2 separate regions of the Homo sapiens genome follow, and region 2 is linked to region 1. A link is a loop called in an ENCODE intact Hi-C map of the cell type or tissue named here. Cell type or tissue: Calu3. All regions are shown on one strand. Links, peaks and the distances in the headings refer to the core of each region. The heading gives the core; the rest is flanking DNA.

What was found. Hi-C counts contacts between places; a loop is a spot of excess contacts. Peaks named below come from ENCODE experiments on the same cell type or tissue, not always from the same donor. Only the 100,000 strongest peaks of a DNase experiment are listed, where the experiment ranks them.
Region 2: it touches region 1 in a loop (2.5-fold over the local background); 2 of 110 quality-filtered maps call a loop at or near these places.

The regions. Positions count from the first base shown.
Region 1 is chr1:74,958,929-74,969,278 of GRCh38, reverse strand. No RefSeq gene overlaps it. Among named protein-coding and RNA genes, the nearest start is that of LHX8-AS1, 170 kb to the left of the region's middle. In Calu3, for the core only: no CTCF peak of the experiment used is centred there; a DNase peak (open chromatin) is centred at 4,608.
Region 2 is chr1:74,767,947-74,778,296 of GRCh38, reverse strand. No RefSeq gene overlaps it. Among named protein-coding and RNA genes, the nearest start is that of TYW3, 40 kb to the right of the region's middle. In Calu3, for the core only: a CTCF peak has its summit at 6,138 (motif pointing left); a DNase peak (open chromatin) is centred at 6,186.

The sequences.
Region 1 (10,350 bases), core at 1,596-9,595:
TCTGACAGATGGATGCTTGGTTTTGTAGCTTTAATATGTTTTCCTCTGCCAATTTGATATAATAGAAGGAAAGAGTATGAACGTTGCAATCAGAAGGGTCTGGGTTTGAATTTGAACTCTGACACTTACTGGTTACGTAACCTTAGGCAAACTAGTTAATCTCTGTAAACTTATGTCTCTTTCTTTGTAAAAAGGGGATTAATAATGCTTACTTTATCAGAGTGCCCTGAAAAATAAGTGAGATAGTACATATGCAGGCATGTGGCACATGCCAGTCCTAGTGAGTCAATAAATATTAGTTACTTTCCTTCCACTTATATGTTGACCAGAGAGTAACACAGTATTTTCACTTAAAAAGAAAAAGTTCTATATAAAAATCAATAATGAGGTATACAATACAATGAATTTAAGAGTCATTTTGCCTTTGTAGGGTACCTAATGAACTCAAGGAAATGTGTAATTATATCTAAATGATACTGTACTCCTGTGAGGTAGAAAAATAATATTAATAAATTTATTAATTTGAACTTTTCTGGTCAAATATTTATTAAGTGCTATTGTTTGTTAGGCACTATTCTAGGATGTAGAGTTATAGCAGTGAGGAATATAGACATAGTTTCTGGAGTTGACCTGCTAGGATATTTTCAGTTTATAAATAGGAAAGATGGAGAAGGAGCCCACTTAAGGAGCATTGATTTTGACCTCAGTTAATATGTAATTCCTACGTTATATCACAAATGAGATTTATCATCATCTTTTAGTCAATTTTTTTCTCTTAGTCCCAGTCAGTAATAAGATTTTTTTTCCCTTCAGCTGTACCCGGAAGTTCCAGTGATATAAAACTATTTTGAGTTTTCAACCATCATAAGGAACTGTGACTGAGGTTTGAGCCAATTATAACTCTGGGACCACTTAACATAATATTAAAAGATAGATTACATTTTTTCCTCTCTTGAGGAAGCAATATTGATGAAATATAGTTAGTACTACAGGGAGAGACAAAGTTCACCATTTTTGTGCTAAAAAGATCTACCTTATCCTTGTCCCTAGGAAAAGGCTTGGCAGGAGGGTAGAATTATATTTTCTGTGTTTCTGCACTATTTGGTGCCACTAGGGTGAGCTTGTTCCACCTCCTGGAATGGTGGGAATGAGGTACAATCCAAATTGCTGCTAAATCACTTTGTTTAGTGCCTGTGGGTGGATTGACTTAAGCCAAAAGGTGGTTGACAACCACCAAAGAGATTTTCCTCTATATGTTGCCAATACCTTTCCTTCCCTCTATTTTCTTTCATTTTCTTTGTTACTTTCATCCTTTTTCTCTTTTTCACATTTACTTTCCCTTCACTTCTGATGCCAAGTCGCTTAGTTTGTTGGAGTTTTGCTGTTGTATGAGGTTTAATCATGTCCTCAGGAAGAGGGATAATTATTAAACTACTGGAAATTTAATGATGGGTATTTATTCCCCAACTTTAGTCATTTTGGTGTCTGAGGTTTGGCATGCCAGTCAGTGGAAGCCAAAGTAGATAAATGTCATCAAACCACACGTGATTTTCCAGTGATTTACGTGTGTTTGTTGTAGTCCAGATGGGCAATTACTGATGCCCTGCTTTGTCCTTTATTCGCAAGCTCCTCTTGGTCAAAATGACAAGTCCAGCTCTCCACGGTGGTGGAAAACAGGTGTCCGTTTATCTCAGTATGAAGTCACCTCTTCCTTACAGTGTGTGTTCTTCTCTAACAGTTATCCTTTGGGGTGTTTTGTTAAGTCACAGGTCCCTGGGCTCTTTTTTTTTTTTTAATTATAAAAGTTGAAGTAAAAAGTTTTCTTTCTCTCTAACTTAAGAACTCCAGTTATCACCAAAAAAGTTGGACTTATTTTTCCCAATGCACTAATGTTATCCTTCTAACGTAATACATATTTGCTTACCTGTTATGTTTATTTTTACTGTTTGTCTGCTACAACTAGGGTTTATGAGGCACAAGGCAGGACCTTGTCCTCTTTGATTCATGAATATATTGTGTTTAAAACAGTGCCTGACACATATTAGGCACTTTTAATATTTGCTGAATAAATGGTACTAAGTCCTCAGTAGAAGATTTGCCTGGAATGACTCTTCTTTTTTTTTGAGATGGAGTCTCGCTCTGTTGCCCATGCTGGAGTGCAGTGGCACCATCTCGGCTCACTGCAAGCTCCGCCTCCCGGGTTCACGCCATTCTCCTGCCTCAGCCTCCCGAGTAGCTGGGAATACAGGTGCCCACCACCATGCCTGGCTAATTTTTTTGTATTTTTAGTAGAGACAGGGTTTCACCGTGTTAGCCAGGATGGTCTCGATCTCCTGACCTCGTGATCCACCCGCCTCGGCCTCCCAAAGTGCTGGGATTACAGGTGTGAGACACCGCACCCGGCCTGGAATGACTATTCTTATAAATGAGAGAGACCTGCGTTAAATCTTCCCTTTACCTCTCTAACCTTAGCAAATATTTTAATATTATTTTGAAATATCCATTTCTTTATCGATATAATGGGAATTTTTTTGAAGAATAAGATTAAATGGGATTAACTAAACGAAATAATGCATAGAAAACTATTTGACACAGTACTTGGCATATATGGGCAATGCTCAAGAACTGTCTAACTGTTAAGAACGTGTCTCCCTTCAGTTAATGTTCATTTGTGAGAAACATAGGACTATATTTATAAAGACAATTTTTTGATGATCTTTGTTTTGGAATATAAATTTAATGAGGATACAAAATTTTTCGTGTTTTTTTCTTCCCTGATGTATCTCAACAGCTAGAATGATGGTAGGCACATAATAGGCACTGAATAAATGCTTGTTGAGTGAATTATTAAATGTTCAAGATGATGATTAGCTCCAGTAGCCTAGCCTTCAGATCCCCAGTAGTAAGCAGTCAAATTAGTGGCAGAGATTTAATAATCCCATCCTAAAAGTGCCTCAGTTGCTTCATTGTGTGGAATGAAAGAATACAGAGAAAGGTTTTGAGAACTGAAAGTTAAGGGGGAAGGGGGCAGAAATTATCTAGAAGTTCAGGCCATGCAGAATTATTTTCAAAAATTCAGAGTCAAATGAACTTTTTATTTTCTTCTTATCTCAATTGACTGTCTATTTATCATGGATCCATGATAAATAATTTCACTTTCTATTCTATAGCTTTTGTTCAAAAGCTATTTAATTTAATGTTGGCTTTTTCTAGGTAAATGTCTTAGTGGTAGGTATGTAGGTTTTAGAAGAAAAGGTATTATAGCCTCACAGATAAACATACTATTCTGGTCACTGCTGCAAGCCTGGATGCTGAAAATACCACAGTCTAAAAGGGATGTTGAAATGTAGGTCTTCTAAGAATGTAAAACAAAGCAAATAAATTCCTTGATCTGTTTCTCACCCTGCTAGCTCAAGTTATTCTCCTAAGAATAACTTCACTCCTCTGACTAATCCTCTATTGTATTTTTTAAAATACAATCTAAGGGAGTCTTCAATATTCTGTTTGTAAGCAAACATTTACTAGAGACCCTCTATGGCTACTTAAAAAAAAGTCTCTTGTTAAAACATTTGATAGAGTCACCAACAAAATTTCTCAAAAGAATCTGCATAAAACAATCCATGGCCATATAATTTTGACATTTTCATGTATTTTTAAAGTTCAGTTTTTTTAACTCTAAACAAATACGATTCCTTTTCATTAAATTTTAGCAATCAGAACTGTTGCTATTGCTATTCTTAATGATAAGCATATTGAATGCAGACTACTATTTGTTTTTATTTTCTGTATATATTATTTTAGAGGGTAAAAAATTTTACATGGTTTTTGCAACTGCTGAGATTAAGGTCTGAAACTTTTTCAAAAATAAAGATTCTGAATAGTTTAGATTAGAAAATACGTTCACAACTGCAATGCAAGACAGTGAAAATGCTTGCAGATAACTTTGAGAGTACTGTGTCCATATCATGTGGGTAAATTGGGAATAAGGTTTATATCACCTTAAGATTACCAGTATTTTAAGTAAATTTATGAAAATTCATTTTTTATATGTGTAGAAAGAACAATTTCACCAAAATCTGTTAATTCAGTTTAAACCAGCTCTCAAAAAAAAAAAAAAAAATCAAGCCCCCAACCGTTTTCTTACATTCATATTTTGAGGGTTTTTTTGGGCCAAATATATTTACTTTTAATAAGAAAGTAGAGAGTGTCTTCCAGAAATTATTAAGATATAGAACAGGAACGGACACAAAGTGTAGAAATGACAAAATTACACTATGAACATATGACGGTGTATGTAGTTTCGAGGAATATAAATCCTGGGGGAGTTAGAGGCAATATGAGTGTAGCATGTGACTCAACCAAATCCCATCATCATTATTAGGAAGGGCAGTTGTCTTGAAGTCAGCTTCCTTTATCTTCTACATCGACGTAAAAGCAGACACAGTCTGGTGACAAGGAAAACAGATTTGTACTTACAAAGTTTGAAAGTTGTTTTTCAAAAAGGAGAACATATCAGCTTTTCTCCCCCCTTGCTCTATAAATAGCTCCTGGCAGGCAGAAACAACCCTGATTGCACGAGATGAAGGAGAACAAGCAGCAGGCTGTAGAGCAGAATCGATGGCACGGTGCCAAGAGCTTCATCAAATGAATAATAGCTTCCACTTGACAATCAGTAAAGTGCCTCTTCTCCTACGGATTTAGTTTTTAATGATGATTAGAGAGGATGGGCCCCTAAAATTTCTCTGGTAGAAATGACCTCCTATTAATTTCTATTCCTTGAAATGCTGAATTTCAAAGCTATTTTACAGCTGCAAAACCAAAGGCACTGACATAAAGGAACTATTATCTTTGTAATTGTAGCAACAAGTACTAAATTTGTCATTGATTAACAGAGACTTTTTAACTTCATGATCCTTTGTTGGTCGAGTCCCTATATGGAACTCTGCTGATTTACTTGCTTTGAAAGTCAAATGTTATATTTTAGATCCAACAGCTATCAGAATAATGTCCTTCGTTTTGATATAATAAATACTTCCTTATAATATCTTACATTGATTATTATGCAACAAAGGGTGAGGGAGTTTGAGTTTCTCATTATTTCTATACAGTGTTTTATTTTCTGCATAGGAAACAACAAATTTCTAGATAGATATGCTTAAAATACATATAGGAACACCACATTTATTAAGCAAAGAGCCTCGTCAGAATTTTTAAAATTCCCAACGCTTTTTATCTGTGTGTATATATGTGTGTGGTGTGTGTGTGTGTGTGTGTGTGTGTGTGTGTGTATGTATGTATGTATGTATGTAAAGAATACTTTCCAAGATAAATTTTATCTGTAAGATAGCCTTGTAAAGAGAAGAAGACATTCATATTGATATGGAGTGATGAGACTAGAGGCTTACTTTGTCAAATTAGGCCATTAGTTAGAAAGTAATGTCACAGGTATTAAAAATAATGCATAGTATGTCTCAAACTTGTAATATATGGCATTCTTTTTTTATAATAAAAGTTTTGGATACAAAGCACAAGACAGAAAAAAAACTTCTGGGTGAATTCAAGAGAAGACAATGGCACTTTACAGTGCTTTCTGTTTACTGTTCTTAATAATAATAAAAAAAGTATAATGAAATGTTTACTTCAACGGTTTTTAAATTTAGAATGGCTTTGAAAAACAACAGAGTCCATATTGTTGAATCTCATGTATTGTCATATCTAAGAGTTCATAAAAATTACAGAAATATTTAAAGCAGTTGAAAAGTTTGGAGGGAAATATTTATTAAGAATTCAACAGTTTTGCCAACCTCTAATTCAGGAGATTGCCCAGTATTAAGTTTAGCCAAAAGCTGCCTCCTTACATAGTTTAAGTTCAGCCTAAAGGTTTCTTTGTACATAGTGAATTGTAACCTACCTGGATGTGTACAGAGATTGGAAGTGCTCTTGTAACAAGTAGCCGAGTCTCAGCCAATCACAGCTGCTATACTTCAACCACTCACAGGCCGCCAACTGTTCAAATGAGCTGTAACCAATTCAGCTGTTTCTGTACCTCACTTACCATAGTTTTCTTTAATGTCACTTTTCTTTCTCTGTCTAGTTGCTCTGAACCTATTCTGCTTAGGGGGGCTGCCTGATTCACAAATTATTCTTTGCTGAATTAAACTCTGTTAAATGTAGTTTGTCTAAAGTTTTTCTTTTAATAACAGTGATGATCTTTGATGTTCATCTTCAGTGTTCCCCAACGAAATGAGAATGGAGTGAGTTCATAGCTTCATTTCTTCAGTTAAAGGACTTCCTTTAGTGTTAAAATATCCTTTGTTTTATGAAATAATATTATCGTGTTTTACTTTCCACTGTTTTTTACTTGATAAAATAAAACATTGACAATCATTTATCGGTTTCACCTTCACTTTAAAATTATTTGCCAGTGCCTGGGAATGGTGGCTCACATCTGTAATCCCAGTACTTTGTGAGGCTGAGGTGGAATGATCGCTTGAGCCCAGGAGTTTAAGATCAGCCTGGACAATATAGGGAGATCTTGTCATTACATAACATTTAAAAATTAGCCAGACATGGTGATGTGCACCTGTATTCCCAAGTATTGGGAGGCTGAGGTAAGAGGATCACTTGAGCCTGGGAGGTCCAGGCTGCAGTGAACTGTGATAGCACCACTGTACTCCAGCCTGGATGATAGAGGGAGACTCTGTCTCAGAAAAAAAAAAATTACTATCCCATGAAATCCAAAAGTCATGGATCTACTAGCCTAAGATAATTTATTTATTAGTTGGCAGGACTTTGCCTGTTATTATATAAGCTGGCACAAAAAGTCTATCATAGCTAACATCAACCAATTGTATGAGGAAGAAATATGAAAACAAATTAGCAAGCTATGACAACCAAAAGAAAAATAAAACCATCAAATACTGTTAGAATTAGGTCATACTTATTAGAAAACTCAATCAAGTATTAAAGCAATACAATAAAACTTTTAGGAACACAGTTCAATGTCAGGTCTTTAAAGAGAAGCTTGAACATGTTACTTTCTTTCCATGGCCACTAAAATCTATGTCACTTTTTCAGTGGATCCTGTGACTACATTATTGTTTAACTGTAGAGAATTTGAGATGAAAACAAACAAAAATATTCTAGCATTCCACTACTAGGGAATGATATATCCTTGTTGCTATATCACGAATTTCCTTATATATGAATGAAATAGTTTTGTACTTTATTATAATATGGCTATGCTATATGGTAGGTCTATAAAGCTAAAACTACTTTTTTTTTTTAGAAGGCAGGGTTTCCTTTGAAATATAACTTAATTCCTAGTATAAGTCACCCTGGTAATAGGTTACTCTGAGAGGAAACTAGAACTGCTGGAAAGAATTAAAAAATAGGTAAAGGGAAAGTTTGTGGAGAGGTAAGGGGAGTAGAATGGGCTAATACATGGAATGGTTGAGTCATAGGCTTTCTAAGAACAAGCCTGCTATCCTAGGACCACAACTTTTACTTTGTTAGATGGAACATTTCTATACCCTGTGCATTCTGTGTTTATTATTATTTTTGTTTTCTTCAACATATAACAAACACTTCTAAAGTTTCTGGCTTGGTTCAATTGCATGAAAGATGATAAAGAGGATTTCTTAAATCCACATGGTAGGAGGGAGGAGTGCACCCCGGGGGCCAGTGTGATGTGGGCACTGGGACCCAGAGTAAGAACTTCAAGAAGATCAAACATAGAGAAACAATCGTAGAGTCACAATACTTGATAAACTTCTCCCCAACACCTCAAAAATGTCCTTTCAGTACTGATTCTGATCCTGGAAGGATTTAGGCCAAATTGACTATGTAATTTGCAGGCCCAGGGCAAAATGAAACTTTGGAGCCACAGCCAGGGGCAGAGAAGTTAGTTTCCCCTACCCATAGGCATGTTGCCTAATTTACTGCAGATGGGCGTCCAGCACCAGGCCTTACTTGATACTTGAGTGGGATTGGGTGAGAGACCCCATGGAGTCACACACTGAATGCACTGCTGCTTTGACACCCAGAGGCACGGTGAGATGAATACCTAACCTGGACCTTTCCTGCACCCAGATCCCTGTGCAGAAGCAGGGAGAAAGGTTGGAGGAGAGAACTATGACCTCTTCCAGTCAATTTGAACTGGTAGCTACCTCAGGAAGAGGGTGGGAGCAGTGGCAAGTCACAGCTGGGAGAGTTTCAAGATGTCCATCCCAGAGCATTAAACCCCAGGTGGGGTCCTTCTGAATATGGAGCCCTGTGAGACTCTACTGGTTGCACATCCATGAAGCTGGTTGTGGTTATAGAATATATTTTATTAAAAAAGATACTGGGCATTTATAGCCACACTGTAGCCATGATCCTTTTTTCCCTGCTGTGGCCATGATCCTCTTTGCTCTAGACATTTTTTTTTGTTACTATAGTTGTTTGCTTTTTTTATCTATTTGCTCTAGTAGAGTGAATACATTAGTGCTTCTTCACCTGAAGCAAGGATTAGTTTTAGATTTCCTTTTTTCAAGACAAATGATGAACACTTGGCCATTTTCACTGTGGGGAACACAGATCCTGTGGAGCTTCTCTATTCCACAGGGTCTAGAAGGTGTCCTGTTAGCAAATCAAAGCACAGTTTTTTATAGTAAGGAATTGCCAAAATGAGATGCAAATAACAAGGCTAAATCCACTTTTGAAACTAAATTTATGAATTAATTCCCAATAGGAAATAAGTACAGGCATCCGTAGGGCTATCAGACTTGGAGGAAGTCAAGCAATTTTGGCTTACAGTATTAAGAACCTTTTAGAGAGCAGAAGAGTTGGCTGACCAAGAAAGAGACAGATCATGAAAAGATTCTGGTAAATGGTTGGAGTTTCAGTGATTCAAAGCTGAGCTCCACACTCAGTACTTTTTATTCTCTTAACCCTAAAGACATAGAGTCTACATGGAATAAAAAAGCAAGGCACTTATTTTACTAGCTATCTTTCTTTTTCATTTTTTTTCTGGTTATCCGCCTGTATTAGTCTGTCCTTGCTTGCTATAAAGAAATATTTCACTGAGTAATTTATAAAGAAAAGAGGTTTTTATTGGCTTACGGTTTTTCAGGCTGTACAGGAAGCATGATGGCATCTAGTTGGCTTCTGGGGAGACCTCAAGAAACTTACATCATGGCAGAAGGTGAAGGAGAAGCAAGCATGTCACCTGGACAGAGCAGAAGCAAAAGAAAGAGGGAGGAGGTGCCATACCTTTTAAACAACCAGATCTTGTGAGAGCTCATCCACTACCTCCAACATTGGGGATTACAATTCAACATGAGATTTGGGTGGAGACACAGATCCAAACCATATCACTTCCCCACCTCCTTTCCATTTCTTTTTTAGGCTTGCTAATTATAAACAGAGAAAGGTTCACTAGGAACATAGATTAGTACTTCTGAGCCTAGAGTGGAAAAGGAAGATAATACTAGGATCTAGTATTAAAATAAATCACATATTCAGAGAAGATGTAGACATAGTTTCCAGAAGATAAAATAACATTTAAAGTTCTTCCTTCATATCCTTCATATTCCTACCACCTCTACTCTCCGGTTAACTCCCTAGATTACAGACCTGTGAAAATTAATTTGAAAATTAATGTGAAATTAATTCTTACAGGATTCACAGGATTGTTATATAAGAAAAATACCTCAAAGAGTATACAAAGAAAACAATAATGCATATACTAAAGAAGGGCAGAGTTAATTTTGTAGCAAATTATTTGTATAAATTTTGTTTTATGATTATTTTTCTTAGACTTGGAGTGCAGAAGATTGAATTAGTTATACTTAGTATATAGCACACTGTCATCACTAGTGTATGCAATGACCCTTTTTTATTTTATTTTATTATTACTTTTATTTCATTATTATTTTCTGAGACAGGGTCTTGCTTTGTTGCCCAGGCTGGAGTGCACTGGTGCAATAATGGCTCACAGTAGCCTAGACTTCCTGAGCTCAAGTGATCCTTCCACCTCAACTTCCTGAGTAGGTGGGACCACAGGCATGGGCCACCACAACCAGCTAATTTATTTCATTTTTTGTAGAGACAGGTATCCCTGTGTTGCCCAGGCTGGTCTCGACTTCCTGGGCTCAATGATCCTAGTGCCTCAGCCTCCCAAAATGCTGGGATTACAGGTAAGCCACCATGCCCGCCCTCTTTGTCATTTTATTTATTTATTTTTCATTTTATCCTTATTCTTCAACCATTCTAATGTAGGGTCTTTTGTGTCTATTTTTGTGAAATAAATATTTATTTATTTATAAAATATGTTATTTAGGTAGACATGCATTTTTAATTTACATAATT
Region 2 (10,350 bases), core at 1,573-9,572, 190 kb after region 1:
TAATAATTTGGAAAAGGAATTATAACAACTTCCCAACAATTTAGCAAATTGTTATTATTTCAGGGGGAGGGAAGGGTGGAAAGGAGTTGCTTTTGTAATGTGTTTCTCTTGTGGGCTACCATTTTCATGACATCAAATCCCATTGCCACTATGATAGAATAGCAACTAATATATATTGAAAATATGCTTTTAAAAAAAAAGAAGAAAGAGAGAAAGTTGATATTGTATGCCATGTCACATGTTTCAATGTGGTCAAAATTAAGGGTCTCCAAAGAAGAAAGGAGGAAGAGGAGCTGTGAATTCTTTTGCACAATTTACCTATAATACACCCAAATAAGTTTGGGTGATTCTCTCTGAGTACCACTGTTTGGAAAGGATTTTGACCTTTCAGAGAATTGGACTTCACAAAAAATAATACCTTTAAATGCTTCACTGAGTTTGTTTTTCTTTCAGTGTTGATGAATTTGGCTCAGATAATGCTTTTGTTACTGAAAATATTGTAATATACAGTCATTATCTACAACCTTACTTTTTAGCTTCTAACTTAGAATGCGTATGTGCATATGTACATATATTTGAAAGATATATATAGCCAAGCATTTCATTAATATTTTAAAATGAGGCTCCTTTTACATAGATGCTATTTTGGGGATTCAGCCTCTTTATTATTGTACAAATGAGAAAACAGAGGCTACAGTAAGGTAGTAATTTCCTAAAAGTCACACAGCTAGCCAATGACAGAGATTAAAATAGAACTTGGTTGACCTTATCTGACTACCATACCTTTTGTATTATATGTTACTTTTTCAAAATCATTCTTTCAAATGGCTTTAAATTATGCATTTTTAGGAACGTGGCATATTAGCCTCATGTAGTAAAGGCATCAGTGATTTTTGGTAATAGAATATGCTTGACATCAACATGCAACTTTAAGCCTGAAGTGTGAGCAGTAATATTGTTCCTCGTGTTTTGCCACTTTCCGTTATCTTTATAATAAAACCTATCTGTAATTTAGAACCGTTTTGTCCTCAGATCTGAGAATGTTAAATGTCACCTATTGAAAATATGCCTCATTCTCTTTTATTTCCAAAATTAAAACAAGCTAATTAAAACTGAATAGACAATTAGCAGAACCAAAACACAGTATTGGTCATTCATTTCCCTTTTATAGGTAGGTAACCAATGACAGAATTTGGTAAGCAGAATGCAGGCCTCTGCTGCAGCTGTAGCTATACACGGGCCAATTGTCATGTCTGCAAAATCAGGCTGTAATTCTGATTCTAAGTTAGAAAAAGGGCAATTCTCTATCATTTGCATCAATGTAAGCTTAATAAACATTTTTATCACTTATTCATTTTTAGTAGAAAAAATAACTTTCTTTGGTATTTTCCATATGTTAGGATATGCTAGATATGGAAAACATATCTAGTTTTTGAATCAAAGAAAATATTTTGATTTTAGATTGAAAAGGTTAAACATAATATACCACACTTTCTGAAGCACAGCCGATTTTAAGCAGATCTAAAAAAATAGATTTAAAGAAACAAATAAAACTCTCTTTATTTATGTGTGCAACTCGAATAACAAGGCTAAATTTTTCAGATATGCAGAAATGATTTATAGCTTGCAATTACCCACTCCATTCAATATAAACAGGATCATAATTCATATTACATAATCTAGAGCTCATTTGAAAATACATAATGCTATTCTGTAAAAAATAGTTTCTTATGTCATCTTGCATGTCTAGCGCCATGCCCTTAAAGTGATTTTTTAAAAAGAAATAAGTAATTTATATTATTAAGTCCCAGAGAGGAAAATCAAAGAACTTTTAAGAAACGGCTTGAAATTTTAAAAACGTTTAAGGGTAGAAAATCTGAGCTATAATAGAATGTGTTTATTTTGTTATGGAAAGAACAAAGTTCTACTCTAACAGATGCGTGTGCTATACTTCACAGCAGTTTGAAAATTAGAGAAAAATAAGTAAGACTTCCATTGTAACTCAAGACAATCAGAATGTAAAGGCTTGAAGAAAAGGGCCAAGCAAACCCCAAAAGATGACAAAATAGTAAGTAGCAACCAGAGGCAAAATGTGAGATGAAACATGATGCCTTCAGGAGTGGAACCTGAACATTTTAGTAGAATTAACAAAAATGAGCTCAAGAAAAGAAACCCAAAGCACTTCTTGGTTTTACTTTTGAAAAGTAGACACTGTAACAGAATCTGTTCACACTTTAACTAGGGGAAAAATTAGGAATCCTAGCCCAGGAAAATGTTTCTCCAGGATAATATTTTTCTAGGAAATGTCATATTCCTACTCTCTTCTTTTATTAAAACTAAATATCATACACTGTTGCCACAAGCTGAAATGACCCCTAGTGTTAGGAAATAGATTCCTTACAGTGAATCACAGGCACCAAATATCATCGATAGATACAATAATGTTAGCACACATTTTGTCTGTGCCTGTAATATAATAGGCTGCTTTAGTCAATACAAAAAGACACAATCAAAGCGTATGACAAAGGAAATCACTGTCCTTTTGCCCATTAAATAAAAGAATATCTAATCCTCAGAGCCACTCAAGCAATTTGAGATTCTTGTCATCCAGAAAGGACTTTGTTTTCATTATACAATATATATTTATAGCCATGAGTTATAGCAGATGTAGCTACAAGAAGGAAAAAGGAAAGATTTTTTAATAAAAATTCTGATAGCATCATCAAGGATAATGTGTGGAAGAATTTCAAAACAAGTTTCTTGAGTAATAAAGTTACTTATATATGGGAAATCCTAGCTTTTATGGTTAAATGGAAAAGTACTCAAGCTGTTTTAGCTGTGCAAATCATTAGCTACATCATAAGGAGACTCTAAAACTTAAGTATTTAAAAGTACTGTCTCATTAAACCTATACAAATGAATTCTATGGTAGCCACTTAATTTTTATATCTTAAAGAGCAAACTTTGAGATAGAAATATAATATTAAGGAATACAATTCCCACAGGGTATCAAAGAAGTACAACATGTACATTGTATACAGATCTCTTTACTAAGAAAAATATTGCTGAAAGAGGATTGCATTACAATTCAATAATTAATAAATAAACTCTACTATGATTCTTTTTGTATTTGTGTCATATAACCAAAGCTAGTAAATACCAATCAGTGTGGTTTATAGAAGCAAGGAGGGATTAAGACAAAAATTAACAAAAAACCTTCACTGATTATAATTAATGCAAAATGAAACATTAAAATACAAAATACAGGCATATACTTAAGCTTTTTAGAAAGTATCAGTCATAAATGAGACATATACTTATGTTAAAAATAAGAGGTTTTCTTTGCACTGCATTATTTATAAATGAAAAATAGAAAGAAATGAGAGTAAGAACTAATAATTTATAGATTTATGATACAGGTTAAAAAATAAAAATTACTTACCTAACATCCAAGAACAATGTAATTACATTCAGAAAATAAATAATACTACATACATATGCATATTAGAAATACAGAAAGCCACTTTCAAATACATGTTTTGAACTCTGCTCTGAGATTAATTTGAAAGCTTTCCTGGAAAAAAAAAAAATACCAACCTTCTTATGTGCTTATTGCTACCGGAGTAATTATCTAAGAAGAATATGCCATGATGATAAACTTCATTACTCAATAACATTAGTAAACATTAAAATATTTAAAGAATACTGTACTGCATTATGGTTTATTCTATTTAAATCTCACAATTATAGCAGTCTTTTCTAACTTGTATTGCTCTATGGAATGAATTGCTGGGATTTGATAATCTCCTGCTAATGCAAGCTGATATTACAGTCATATGACCTAATTAAACATTAGGATTCATATTTTAAATATATAATTACCAGAGTGTCATTTTTTTAAAATGTAATTACTGGTTTCTACTTTAATCGCAAAAATTGGTGTTCGTGTCAACAGACTAAGGAAAGTTTTCTGAAAAATGTCTTTTTTCTCTGATTGTAAAGAAACAATGAAAAATCTCAGTGTCAAAAACCATTATTAATATTATTTTCATGAAATAAATTCCCTTGTTTTTTATCATTGTGGAAATTTCTACTTCCAGGATTATATTACATGTCATTTCTTATTGTCACTTAAAATTCATTCATCTTTTCTTGTGGAAGTATATTTTCATTTTTGGCATTTAAGAAATTCACCTAACAATGCTAGCATGATATATAAGTGAAGAAACAAATTTCCATTATTTTAAAACAAAACAGACTCAAAGATTTGGGGCTTTGGGGAAGAATTTTTCATTTCTGAATTGCACAAAATCATTCATAATTATATCTTAGTGATTTCAATATCACAAATCCCTTCTGATTAGCCCTCTTAAAAAAAGAGACAAACCCGCTTCAGAATTGTTTAGCCCTGTTGGAAGCCCTGTCTTAGAGAATGACAGATTATGTAATTAAATTGAATCATGTATTTTCCATAGAAAGAAGGCATGATACTGGAACTGATGCAAGCTATATGCTCATTTCTATATTTAGACGCTCAACATCAACAGGTCAGCCCACTGACCAACCAACCAAGTTAAGGGATCATATGTAGCTTTTCCATTTAAAAAATATGGAAAGGCAGAAAAAGAAAGTGACTATAGAAATAGCTGATGAAATGTAACCCTTTTAAATAACCATTCTTCATCCCTTGAGTGAAAGAATGTCCCCACAAATAATATTTTCCCATTTAGGAGATTGATTTACTAACAGTGCAATATAGAAGTCTGGGGAAGCAGTTAAGTTTAGCATCAAAAATGGAGATCCAGGCAAGAAAGCAAAAACGCTAAGTTCACGGAGGAACACATGCCAAATACCTCCAAAAGTTTGTAAGTGAAAATACAAATGCGATATTTAAGAAAAATCCTGCTTTGTTTTTCAAATAAAAAGTGCAAACTAGAGATTACAAGGATAAACCAGATGTTACTGGGACTAAATCTAACACACACTAGCAGTAGCAAGGCAACAAATCACTAAAGGTTTCTCAGCATTTGGTTATTTTTATCTTTGCATGCAGGACAAGATTTCTTATCAGACTTTACTTCCAGAGTCTCTTAATTTATTTCTACTTTTCTGCCACCAACCACAATTGTAGTCCTAAGTACTCAGCTGTGCTGTATTTCGAAATCCTCAGCAGTGTCCTCTAAACTGAAAGTGTATATTCCATTTTACTTACACAATCACAAAGAGAAATCAGTGTCACAAAATCCCTTAAAATTAAGGGATCAAAAATAATTTATCAATAGTTGTACAAAATCCAGAATAAGTTGTCATTAGGCATGAATTACTACCAATCTTAGAATGATTGTTTTAAACTGGAAGCAATGGATTATTTAGAGACTTGGTGGCTAAATGTAGGTAGTTAAATATTGTAACTATTTGTTGTTCAAGTATTGAACATTACAGTTAACATAAAGAATAAACGGGACTGCATGAGGAATGGAAATATTAAAAGTATAAATGCAAACAGTTTGACACAAAAATCTATAATCCTAATAAATTTAACTGTAATTGTTTACTTTTTTCAGACCATGGGTAGATTTAATACAGATACACTGAGAGAACAATTTCCTTAGAGACCTATACACAAATAAATAAGCCCTGTCTAGTGTGTATAGGCGTCTAAGGAAATTGGCTAGAATAGGATAAATAGGATTTATCCCTTGAATTTGTACAAAATGATGTTGATTATGAATTCCTTACATATATACATGATGTGTGAATAATGTAATTAAAGATACGAAGTTTTTTTTAATGATTTCACAATTTTAACTAAATGCAGGTTTTAGACTGAAACAGCCTAAAGATTCGAAGTAAATTCTTGTTCCCAATATTTCTTTCATTTTACTCTTTAGAAATAACATAATTTTAATGGCATACTTTAATAACAAAGGTGAAAACTTCTGGATAGCTTTTGCTATTAAAATACCGTATGACCGAATTATCCTTTGATATTAGATAATTTAATTTATTAGAAGGATAAGCAGAAATTATGTTTTCCTAATGTTATTATTTCTCAAAAATAAAACTATCAAAATATTATAGAATTGTTTTTATAAAAAAAACAACAACAAACGAAAACCTACTCTGTCTTATACGAAGCTCAAACTACTGTTTCCACTGCGTGTAGTACTCTGCCACCTGGTGGATAATTGTGAAAAATCAGACAATGTGAGCATTTGGTTTCTCCTTTTTCCTTCTTTACCCACCGTTTCATAGAACCTATGAATTAAACTTCAATTTGACAATATGCCTATTGCTGTGGGAGACAGTGGCTGTAGGAGAGACTGGTTAGTCTACATGACTTATACATTTGCTTTTGCCTCATTTCAAAGCATCATTAAAAATTAGCCACAAAGATAAACAGGTTTGAATAATTTATTGGCAATTGTTAAGTATAATGAAATTAGCCAATATTTCTTGATCTCTGCAAAGTTATTTTCTCCAAAGAGTTAAGGACAGTTTATTTAAGTCTTATGATGTCACAGAAAATAGGTGGGAGTTGATATGAAAAGCTGAGGAATAAAAAAATTCATTAAATGAATATAATGAGACAGTATTTCAGTATATTAATATGAACATTCCCGCTGCTATATCACAGAGAAATGAACTTAGTAGACAGTTTTATATGTCATTTCTGTCAACACATCTCATGGACGATGTAAACTATAAGATCTAACCTTTGAATAATGATTATTTACTGATTATTATAGACTGATGAATAATTCTGTAATTTAAAAAGAGAAAATGCTGTCATGAACACACTTATTGCTTAGGAACTTTGTTTCTAAATGCCAGTCCCCACCGAAACGAATTGGGGTTCTTTGGCTGATTCTATGACTGGGGGAGATGAATGTACAAGATGAGCCTGGAAGGCCTCCTTGTGCAAGATAATGAGGAGATGCTCAAACACTGAAAGAGATACGTTAAAAGTAGACAGGGGTCAACTTGAATGGACTCCCACTGGTCAAATCTGGAATAATATGAACATTAAAATAAATAATGATAGCAATGGATTATAACCTTTTGAATCAAACAAGAATCCATGAGTTCATATGTGGGGAGAGTGTGTGAAAGCAAAGCTGTCTTTTAAAGTTGAATGCCAATTAATAAATGTAGAAGGAATAATGGAGGTAACAAATCATTATTTTGCAATCATAGTAATAACTTATTTGGAGAGGAATAATCAACAGATGCTGAAATTAGTGGGTAAAAGTTGGATAAAAATAGGTTATTTACATATTCTCAAAGTAGAGCATCCTTAAAATTTCTTATTAATTACAAAAGGGAAAATTACCATTAAACCTAGCAGACACCACATTAGCCAAGAGATCAAAGTTAACATAACCAATAATGGGACAAACTGAAATCCTGTACCCACTGAAGTCATGCTTTGACAAGAACACATCACTTATATAATATTCTTGCTCCAAATGCATAGTTTGAACCTAGTTAAAAATGAATATTAAAAATATAAATCGATGGCTATTAAATTTTCCTGTATTCTTCAAGCCTGTCAATGTTATCAAAGGCAGAGGCTTATAACCAATTATGTACTATTAAACAAGATTAAAGAAATATGAAACAAAATGCAATTCAGTTTATCCTACAAAGAATATCATTGGGACAAATGATGACATTTGGATAAGTTTTGCAGATTATATAATTATGTTGTATAACTGTTAGATTTCCTGATTTTATAATTTTTCTGAGATTATATGAGACTTTCCTGGTTCTAAAGAAATATACATTGAAATATTTAAGAGTGAAGAGTAAAATATATTTAACTTACTCTCAAAAGTTTGTATATTTATATGAGATTATTCATATGTACTGTATGTCTGTATATGAGAGAGAGAGAGAGAATGGTCACTCTGGGTAAAGTATATTCAGGAATTCTTAGTGCTATTATAACTTATTTGTAGATCTGAAGTTATTTCAAAATAAAAAGGCTTTCAAAAGGCTTGGTGTGAAAAAAGAAAGACAAGACCTATCATGTTTAGTCACAAGGTATATCTTGGAATACTAACATCTGGAAATTTGGATATTTTGTGAGATATAAAGAATAGTATTATGCATGTGTTTAGTGGCTTCTAAGCATCTTTTTTTTAACTTCAGTCATTTAACTTTATCAATTTCAAGATTCCTTCAAGAATTGAATAGTAATATAATTTGGTTAGGGATTTTGTCATTTGCTTATAAAATAATGAATTACATAATACTCATGAACTCTCCCAGCTACAATGCATTTATAAACCAGAATAGAAAGTAGTTGTTAAAAAAACAACAACGTCCAAGATGCTGGGGATATAAAAATATTGGAAAAACAGCTTTGTCCCTCAGTTAGTCAAAGTTTAATATGATGGTGGTGATGGATAGATATATATGTATGCAATTAATAGCTACCAAGAGATTTCTTGGTTTGTGTGGTTATGTAAGTATAAACAAAATGCTATGTATATATAGTACTGGGAAAGTGCTATGGAAAAACAGGAATGTAAGAAGTTAATTATGAAATGAGCTTTTAGGAAAGCTTCTCAAAAGAGTTAACATTTGAGCTGAGCCCTGATTGATGAGTAAAATTTAAAGAGCACTAAAGATCCTAGGCAAGTGCCAATACAAACAAAATCTTTAATAATGTTACTAGAAGGAAAGCTCTATGAAGGCAGAGTCCTTGTCCTGTTGCATGTGACTGACATATAGTGGGTGCTCAAAAAATATTTGTCATGTAAATGAATAAATAATAAAAATGGCATGTAAACAATCTGGTTATTGAGAAATAGTTCACTTTCTTCTTGCATGGTTTAGATTTGGTGGTGGTGAGGACATTCTTTTCAATTATCCTTGGAATAGCTAAAGAACATAGATCATTTCTATAATATACAAGTGTATGAAAGGTTTGTGTAAATATAATTTATTGAAATATCTGGGAAAAGGTATATAGAAAGAAATAATTATTAGAACCTTTAAATAATCTGCCTCTGATTTGAAAATGAACCAAAAAGAACTAGAAATAATTAAATATAATCTTTGAAATGTAAAACTCAATGGACTATCTAGGCAGTAGATTAGACACAGTTGAAGAGGGTATGAGTTAACTAAACAATAACCCGAGTGAATGACACAGAATGACACACATAGAGATGAAGAGAAGCTGGTGAAGGGGGATGAAAAGATTAGACAATATGGAGAATAGGCCCATAAGTAGGTATAATATAGGACTAATAGACTAATAGTTACAGGAGAGAACAGAATTGAAGAGAGATGAAGAGAGGCATGAAATATGGATTTTAGTCAAGAAACATCAATCTTGGCTTATCAATTGTAACAAAAAGTCCCACACTAATGTAAGATGTAGGATATATAAGATAAAGGATATCATGTGTGGGCAGATGAAGTGGGTACATGGGAACTATCTGAACTTTTTCTCTCAATTTTTCTGTAAACCTAAAACTGTTCCAAAAAATGTTATTAAAATAGATGAATAAATAAATAAAATTTGCAATGAGTTAAAGTTATAGTTTAAATTCAACCACATTAAAGGCAAAACCAAAAAGGGCTCATAAATTCTTGCTTGGCAAGAATAGAATGCATAAAAACCCAGGACATTAAAGGACTGTTAAGTTTAAAAACATTAGCATTTGTGAATATTAAAATCCTATTGCATTAGAGAAGCGTGAATGTTGACAGAAGCCCAGTAGAGTATGGAAAGAAGAGGCTTGAAGGTCAAAGCCCATTTTTAAAAGCCAAAAATCATAACTAAAAAATAGTCACTATTATACACCTTATATGGGAGTGTAATATTTACTCCCCGCAACTCCAGTCAAATTAAAGCCTGCTCAAGGAGCCATCTATAAGAATAAAGATGGTGATCATTTTTCATGGCTCTTCAACACTTAACCCAGCAAATCATATAACTCATCTCAAAATGGAGAAAGCCCTTGTTTTCAAAACGTGGTGCTCATCACTGCCTTTGCTCACATTTGAAATCAAGTGGCTCTGAAAAGGACTACGGTTTACTCCATCTAAGGGTAGCCACTGAGATCTTTGCCCTAGCTTCCAAAACATCCACCCTTGCAGGCTTCCAAACAGCTACCCATTGTCCTGGAACCCAAGGGCGCCACATGTGAGCAGGAGTCAAGTCCTGGCACATCACAGAATCTGCAGCACTCTGCCTCTTTCTCAATGTGGGGAGGAGGGTTAAACACCCAGTTGAGTGGGAAGGCACCCATTTCCCTTAAAGCACCAAGCCTCACGTATGTGCAACCTGTGCAGCTTGCATAGGGCCCCGTGCTTAGATGTACCTGTACGTGA